Linked DNA regions of Homo sapiens: region 2 is linked to region 1. Evidence: chromatin contacts called from ENCODE Hi-C data. All regions are on one chromosome and are shown on one strand. Each heading gives the region's core, a stretch centred on a gene start or an enhancer-like site at or near the end of the contact. The rest is flanking DNA. Distances are from core to core; before and after follow the strand shown.

Region 1 (4,312 bases), core at 705-3,204:
TTGAATAGATTCTATATAACTGTAAACTACTCAGTGTTCTCTAAAGAACTGTTGTAGACACTATATTCAGGGACTCACTATGAGCACCAGGCATAGTTTGCTTTCATACCAAATGGTTATCTTCTTTGTTAAATACTTTCAAACTACTGAAAGTGAGACATATACAGACCAAATATTCCATTTACACCAAGTGCTCTGTGGGGAAGGGAAGGGAAATTAAAGATTATCTCTGTTACTCATACAGCAGAGGCCTAAATATGTATTTTTGAAATTATTAAGTCTAATATTATTTGAATACAGTATGTGAATAAACTATGGCTGACCCACTCCTGGAAATGAATCTGAAACATCCCTAAAATCAAATAAATGGACATAATATTACAGAACTTTTCAGATTAGTAGAAAATGTAACCACATAGCATGAGATCTGCACGGTACTGGCATAAACACTGTAATTGTGCCACACAATGAACTTGGTGAGAAACAGTAAGAGGTTAAAGCTAATTTAAAACTTCAGAATCCATTTGTTCTCTGCTAAGTCAAATTGTAAAAATAATACAGCAGTTTTGAAAAGCCCTTAATTAAAAATTCCGTTTCTCTGCCTAGCTGAGTAATGCAGATGATTGAGGAGCCCAAAACTGGATGCACAGCAATTAAGTGTCAGGTTGTCTGGTGGCAAAGATTTCTTCTATCGCTCAGTCACAAGTTGCTGGGAGACTATACCTCTTTCTAAGATGGCTGGAAACAGATCAGACAGTGCAGATGCAAAAAAAAACAAAAAACAAAACAAAAAAAAAAAACGGTCGCTATAGGAACATTGCCGTAAAATCCATTCTCTCTGTTAAGGTTCTTGTTTGAGTTTTCCTAACATAGACATGAACAGCAAAATACTGCTTTAAGTTAACCAATGGTTAACCTTTGCAGCATACACTCGTATTTTTTTTTTTTTCATTTTTCATTTGGCCGCATGGATTCTTAATGTTAGCTTAATTATAGACATAAAGTGGTTTGGCAGTAGCTAGCAATTCCCACTACTCCTTCCACTCGTCCTCCTAAAGAAGGGTTATAAACTCAGGCAAAAAAAAAAAAAAAAAAAAAATGCCAGGCCTCAAAACCAAAGACTCTATCTTACTTTGCCTCAAGTTTGCAAGTTGGTAAAAAAGCTGCCGGTAGGCACTCAAAACAAAACAAAACAATACTGGGTGACTGCTGGACTAAAGAGTACAAGGTGACGAGATCAAGTATCCCGCTAGCCACAGACTAGCTCTGGGATGGCCAGAGAGTGTGACCCCAGCACCTCCGCTCTCTGCTTTCAGGTCCTAAACTGACACCAGTAAAAGGACGACTGGGGGTACCGCATGAGGAAGAAAAGACTTAGGGCTTGGCCCGCCTGCTGCCACTGACCCTCGTGTCCCCAACACAGATGCCGCTAAGAGCTGCGGCCAGGGAGCTCAGATGGGTCCCCAAAAGAGGCATAGGAAAGCGCGACCTCACTGCCGCGGCAGCCGCCACGCGCACCGGACCTGTAGAGGCCGCTCGCGCCTACGCCTCCCGGGGCAACGACGCGCGGCAGGCCGCGGCCGCCTTCACCCCAGCAGCCACGGCCTCTGGGAGAAGGAAGCTCGAAGGCCGCCTGCTCCCCATGCCTCCCACCCCACAACGAATCGCGCCGGAAAAAGCAAAGTTTGACTCTCGCCGTTAGGCCCGAACTTTCCCGCCACCCCGTGCAGCTCCCACTCGGCAGTCCCCGGGCTCCAGCTTCTGGCCCACTCACAGAGACTACTTACTCTGGCTGCTCCCGTAGCGACTGGGTCTCCGCGGCGGCCATCTTGAACTTCCTGACTCCTCGGCGGCGGTGGCGGCGGCTCCCGGACGGTGGAGGGTAGGGGAAGTGGAGGAAGAAGGAAAAGAGCTGCCGCGCATGTGCCGACCGTGTAGGGAAGAGCTGGGTTCTGAGTCCGCGCTAAGAATCCGGATATAAAACCCCACGTCCCGGGACTAGCGCAGGGCGTAGTGTCGCAGCTTCCGGGAGCATGGTGGGCGGTGCTGCTAAGGATTGAGGTCGAGTGTCAAGCTTGAGCTCTTCAGTCAATGCTAGAAATGGACGTTTAGTTATTGAATCCCGCTAACGAGGGGAGCCAACAAGAGAGGGATGTCGGCATCGGGTGTGCGGTTCCAAGAACTGATTGGCTGTGGAGATTAGAAGTTAGGTGAAAATTCTCTTAAACTCGGGCAAACGAATTGATGATTTTTCCCCTGGTCGGTGTTAGAGACACAGTAAATGCTTAACCATCTCGCTAGACAGCTCAACTGAAGTGGCATTAACTTCCCGGGAAAGTGTGTAGAAAGGCATTTTTAAATACTGTAAACTCGAACGTAAATATCTTTTAATGTGGAACTGTTACTACATTTAACACTGAACATCTTTTCAACTTTTACATAGTTCAAGGGTGACACGATTCAGTTCGTTATTTCCGTAATTGGAACGTGTAATGTTTTTTGGCCCAAGTTGCGTTATGTGATTTTGTTTTCTTCTATAACGACTCTACAGTAATGGGGTAGAATGGAATATTGTGGGGAAAACATTTACTGGCTCTTGGAGAACTCTCAAAACCAATTAGGTTCTTTAATTCCTCTTTAAAAAAATATTTCTCGCCTGGCGCTGTGGCTCACCCCTGTAATCCCAGCACCTTGGGAGGCCGAGGCGGGCGGATCACCTGAGGCCAGGATTTGGAGACCAGCCTGGCCAACATGGTGAAACCCCGTCTCTATTAAAAATACAAAAAATTAGCTGGGCGTGGTGGCGCTCGCCTATAATCCCAGCTACTCCGGAGGCTGAGGCAGGAGAATCGCTTGAACCCGAGAGGCGGAGTTTGCACTGAGATCACGCCACTGCACTCCAGCCTGGGCGACAGAGCAAGATTCCATCTCAAAAAAAAAAAAAAAATTATCCATACTTTGGAACCTGGAAGCAGCGTGACGATCACTTTCATTCTTGTAATCATCTGAGTTTGCCTTTGTCCTAGAAAATTGAGTTCGGAATCTCCAGACTCCATACATATCTCTTGATTTCCAGGGGAGAAGGGTTTTAAATGTTCTTACAAAATGTCTCTTGTTGCCTGAATTCCAAACGTTTTGAAATGTTAGGGCCGGGCGCGGTGGCTCACGCCTGCAATCCTCTAGCACTTTGGGAGGCCGAGGCGGGCGGATTGCCTGAACTCAAGAGTTCGAGTCCAGCCTGGCCAACATAGCGAAACTCCGTCTCTGCTAAAAATACAAAAAATTAGCCGGCGTGGTGGCGCCTGTAGTCTCAGCTACTCGGGAGGCTGAGGCAAGAGAATCGCTTGAACCCGGGAGGCCGAGATCGCGCCATTGCACTCCAGCCTGGGCAACAAAAGCAAAAACGCCGTCTCAAATAAATAAATGAAATAAACTTAGTAAACTATTTTTAAATAATGTTAAAATTAACGGTGTACGTAGTAGAACTGTGAGAGATCTCATCTTGGAAATAGAGTGATATACTTGAAGGCAAGAGATTGGGTCAGGTACTATTAACACGTTTTACACATGAACAAACCGACACTAAGAGGTAAGGTAATTTGCTTATGATTGAGTTCCCAAGTACAAAGCTGATTTTTGAACTAAAATCTGACTCGAAAATCTGCTCTTTTCTTATCAGGCTGCTTCCTACAAAAATATAACCTCGCTTAGCATCTGCTTGTTAAGCATCCACCCTCACAGCTCTTTGGCATTCAAATGTTTGTTGAGTAGGGGTAATAGAGCACTACGTTCGAATCAGAAAATGCCTTATTTTTCCTTGCTTGCAAGAGCCTATTATAAATAAATGCCTTGTTTTCGCTGTGTCTCTTTCTTGTTGTCGAGAGCTCAGGCTGGTCTTAATTTCTGCAACCATAGTATTATCTCCCAGGTCTCCTTCTGCCCTGTGTATTTTGCAGTTATGCTTTATGTGGAGATGAAGCATCCTAAGTGTGGAGAACGATATATGGGGCCCGAACAATAGGTGCTGAAGCCAGATTGTGTGACTAAAGTTGGTATTTGAACAAACCAAGTGTTTATTTTTTTAAAGAGCATGGTAAAAACTAAGTTTCAAAAATCGATGCTGGCAAAAATTTCCTTGAAAAAATTCTCACCAAGTTCACTTGCACGGTACTACCTGGGGAATGAAACACATTTGTCAAGGACACGCCCAAAACTATGTTGCTGTTGTAATTTTCAAAGACTGGGAACTGCGGCAGGGGGAGTTACAATTAAAGCAAACATCGGCGTATCAGTTTATTCATTCAGCAAACGT
Region 2 (4,101 bases), core at 1,393-3,892, 2.6 Mb before region 1:
CTCCCTTGGATGAGAACTGCATCTCTTCCATCTCTTATTCTGAGTGGCTTGGCTAAGACATTCACTGACTCCATGGGGAAACTTCACCTACAGAGGAAAGAGCCATCCTCCTGTGGGCAGGTGATGTGTCCTTGTTCTTTCCCTGACGTGCCCAGTCCTCTTGCAAGTGACTTGAAAGGATGCACCAGCCTGGCTGCAGGCAGAGGGTGAGTCTGGGAGACAGATCAGCTGTGGCAACCTTTATGCAAGGATGAATTGGAAAAACCAACCCTGACCAGTCCATTTATCTCACATCTTGCTTCTCATCCTGCACTGAAAATGAATGGGATACTAGTGGTCCTGACGCCATGGGAAAACCTAGAGTGACAAGATCAGCACTTCCAGCATCCAGTCGTTCATTCTCTTTTACTTATTTTTAATTTTTGTGTGTGTGTGCACTTCAATGTCCCTTATTTTTAAAAGTGAGGTCAAATTGAACAAATGGCCCTGGTGACTAGAGTGACCATCTGGACCTCTCTGGGCAGCTCTTTGGGTGGCAGTTGTAGGATCAGGTACTTGCTCAAGCACTGCATCCTCATCACTCCCCAGCTTAGAGTGAGGCCAATTCAGATGCTTAATCAACTTCTCTTTTCCATCTCCTGTAGTTCAAACGGCATTTTGCCCCCATCTCCCTCCAAAGTGGCAGATATCACAATGCCATGCGTTTGCACAAGCCAGTCCCTCTAACAGCAGATGTGATCCTGAGGCTGGGCTCCTGAGTTGCTCCCCACTTGGGAGCCCTGTATGGGATGAATTGCATCCCCTCAAATTTATGTATTGAAGTCCCAACCCCCAGTACAGTACAGCCCCCTTATCCAAGATTTCACTTTCCAAGGTTTCGGTTACTCTCAGCCAACTGCAGTCCAAAAATATTAAATAGAAAATTCCAGAAATAATTCATTAGTTTGACATTGAGCATCCTCCTGAGTAGCATGATGAAATCTCGTGCTGCCCAGCCCACCAGGAACACGAATTGTCTAGAATATCCATGTTGTCTCTACTACCGGCCTGTCCGTCACTTAGTAGCTGTCTCATTTATTGGGTCCAAAAACCATAGTATATGTAGGGTTCAAAACGATCTATGATTTCAGGCATCCACTGGGAGTCTTGGAACGTATTCCTAGCAGACTGGGGGGGGACTACGGTATCTTAGAATGTGACTGTATGTGGAGATAGGGTCTTTTTTTTTTTTTTTTTTTTTTTTAAGACAGAGTTTCGCTCCTCTTGCCCAGGCTGGAGTACAATGGCACGATCTTGGCTCACTGCAACCTCCACCTCCTGGGTTCAAGCAATTCTGCCTCAGCCTCCCAAGTAGCTGGGATTACAGGCGCGTGCCACCATGCCCAGCTAATTTTATATTTTTAGTAGAAACAGGGTTTTTCCATGTTGGTCAGGCTGGTCTTGAATGCTTGACCTCAAGTGGTTCACCCTCCTCAGCCTCCCAAAGTGCTGGGATTACAGGTGTGAGCCATCATGCCCTGCTGGAGATAGGGTCTTTAAAGAGCTGATTAAGCTAAAGTGAGGCCATGGAGGTGGGCCCTAATCTGATATGATTGTGTACTTATAAGAAGAGGAGATGAGGACACAGATGTACACAGAGGGAAGAGCACATGAGGAGACAGGGAGAAGATGCCACCTAGAAGCAAAGAAGAGAGGTCTCAGGAGAAACCAGCCCAGCTTCCAGAGCTGTGAGGAAATAAATCTGTTATTTAAGTCCCCAGCCTGTGGTGGTTTGTTATGGCAGCCCTAGCTGACTAAGACACAGCCCGATTGGTTGGTTCTGACACTTCTTACCACAGTTCACTGCATTCTCTTCACTGAATTGCAATTATCTGTTGGCGTATTGGGTTGGCCCGCTGGGGTGACAGGCCTGGCATATGCACTTTTATTATCTCTAGCACTGAGAAACCCTGGCATTGATAGCTGCATGCGAAGTGCTTGCTGAATTCATGAGAGCTACTGCTGCAGTGAAAGCTCTGAAAGTGTCCAGAGAGGGACAGGAATCTTCTCTTTGGGCAGAAGTGATCTTTTCACTTCACTTGCAAAGTACATCAGATGGAAAGGTAGCCCAGGTGTACGGTGTTGAGGAAGGGCCTACTGGAAGCTGCTTTTCCTAATTTTCAGCTGGTGAGGTTTGATGATTTGGTAGACTCACTGATCATTTTGTTCTTTTTTGGGTTCTGTGGTGTTAGTAAATGGCTATATTTAGATTCAATTTCTCTTTCTTGTACTCTTTGTTGTTCTGCCATTCTCTTCCGCTCCCAGTCCTGGCCCCACCGCTCCTTCTTCCAAAAGCTCCCAGTGGCCCTCCCAGACCTGCTGCAGGTGGAGAAAGTGTTCAGCTGCTGGTCCCCTCTCCCCTCCCACCCCAACTCCAACTGAGCACTAGCGGCTCACATCTGTGGGCCTTGCTTTCCCCATAAACACACATGGGTGTACTGCAAGGGCTTACCGCAACTCTGGTAGAGCACTTCCAAGCCGCTGTCGCTACAGACCACGTGTGTGGGCCAGGCTTTCCCACCGCCGCCTCCACTGCAGCTGGGAAAAATCAGAGTCCAGAGGAAGAGAGTGGCTGTGAAACCCTTCATGGTGGGGGCCTGTATGGGACACACAGAAAAATAACCGGCCAATAAAAAGCCTGTAAAATTTCTTCCTCTCCCCTCACCAAGGCAGTTGGATGTTCAGTTTCACTTCTCAAATTTTAGACTCGCTGGGAACCACAGTCAGAAGTAAAAGGCTGAGAGCAGAGGCATTTGAATACTGTTCCCCCAGGACCTTGAATCTACAGGTGTGGCTGGTCTGGTCTGGGGTAGGATGCGTGCTGACTTTCTGCTTTCACAGGGAGAGGGTCAGTAGTGATGCGTGAACTTACCTCTTGGGGGCCCCTCAGAACAGCCTCCACCCCCAGGTGAGGCTGTAAACTTGGGAAAGACAAAGCGCAGGCCACCATCTGTTTCCCATCTCCAGCCCCCGAGTCTCTGCAGGCTCTTGATGCAGGCTGTGTATGGACCCAGGGACCTGGCTGCAGCCAGCAGGCAGCAGTTGATAGCACGAGGGCTACAGAATGACATTTGGAATCTGGAATGAGGCTTTGGCCCTATTGTCACTTTCCTCTCCTCTGGCTTTGGCTCTGCTCTTAGGTTTGGGATTTTAGCAGTGAATTGTCCAGCTGCAGAACAGACCTTGTTTTGGGAGCTGCAGATGTGGTCTCTGGAGATGAGGCAGAGGCAATAGCCCTGAGAAGTGAGCCGTGTTCTATTTCTGGGTTTGGCTTGGTAGAAAAAGTAGGAAGGGTGGGGAGGTGGGGCCACCCTTAAGGAGGCTGGTTTGCTGGTTTTGGTGTTAGTGGGATCATTGACATCACATCTCACTTTCTCTTCAAAGCCAAGATTCTGTCTTCCTTCTTCCATGTATCTCTATTCTGCTGCAGGACAGCAAGGTTTCTCAGTCTTGATTCCTCAACCCCGCCCCAGCTTCACCTTAATGTAAGAGGACCAGAGTCAGTGCCAAGGTCAGCAGATTTCAGGAGCAATAGAAAACACTATTTTCCCTGGGAGGAACAGCATTTTTCTGAATGCACTAGGTAAATTTACTATTTCTGCTGATGGCTAAGCAAAAATTAGAGTTAGCTCAAAACTTTTTTTGAAATAGGTGGAACATAATTACCAATAAATTAATTGGTAAATAATTTGGATTTCTTGATAGACATCAGAGAGTGGTCATTTGGAGAAGGAACAGTTGTGGATTGATTATTTTTAGGTACCTCTGCAAATAAGTTCAGTGATGATGGCTTTCAACAGCAGTTCTCAAAGTGCGGCCTGGGAAGATGACAGCCTCAGCTTCCACTGGGGGCTTGTTAGAGATGCAAATTCTGGGCTACTCAAGACCTATTAAATCAGAAACTCTGGGGGGCGGGACTCACCATTCTGGATTTTCACAAGCCCTCCAGGTGTGCCTGATGCAGTCTCAAGTTTGAGAACTGCTGGCTTTTACAGAACATAAAGCGAAGGTTGAGCCCCAAGGGAGTGGTGGGAAGTTGCTCTAAGAAGAGACAAGGTGGCC

What was found. Hi-C counts contacts between places; a loop is a spot of excess contacts on that map. Pooled maps may share reads with other maps.
Region 2: a loop to region 1 is called in a map with no recorded cell type, with 11 times the contacts of the local background. The contact joins the promoter of LY86 here to the promoter of PRP4K in region 1. A Hi-C loop is called at or near these places in 4 of 37 single-sample maps with no recorded cell type and 6 of 50 pooled maps.

The regions. Positions count from the first base shown.
Region 1 is chr6:4,018,942-4,023,253 of GRCh38, reverse strand. PRP4K (pre-mRNA processing factor kinase PRP4K) reads right to left here and starts at 1,954. Exons shown (of 15, transcript NM_003913.5): 1 at 1,788-1,954. The coding sequence starts at 1,828. It overlaps LOC124901245 (a long non-coding RNA gene), which reads left to right and starts at 2,087. Exons shown (of 2, transcript XR_007059415.1): 1 at 2,087-4,312. RefSeq lists enhancers at 712-771, 1,814-2,123.
Region 2 is chr6:6,587,261-6,591,361 of GRCh38, reverse strand. It overlaps LY86 (lymphocyte antigen 86), which reads right to left and starts at 2,642. Exons shown (of 5, transcript NM_004271.4): 1 at 2,492-2,642. The coding sequence starts at 2,627. The region is part of intron 1 of LY86-AS1 (LY86 antisense RNA 1); the gene reads left to right.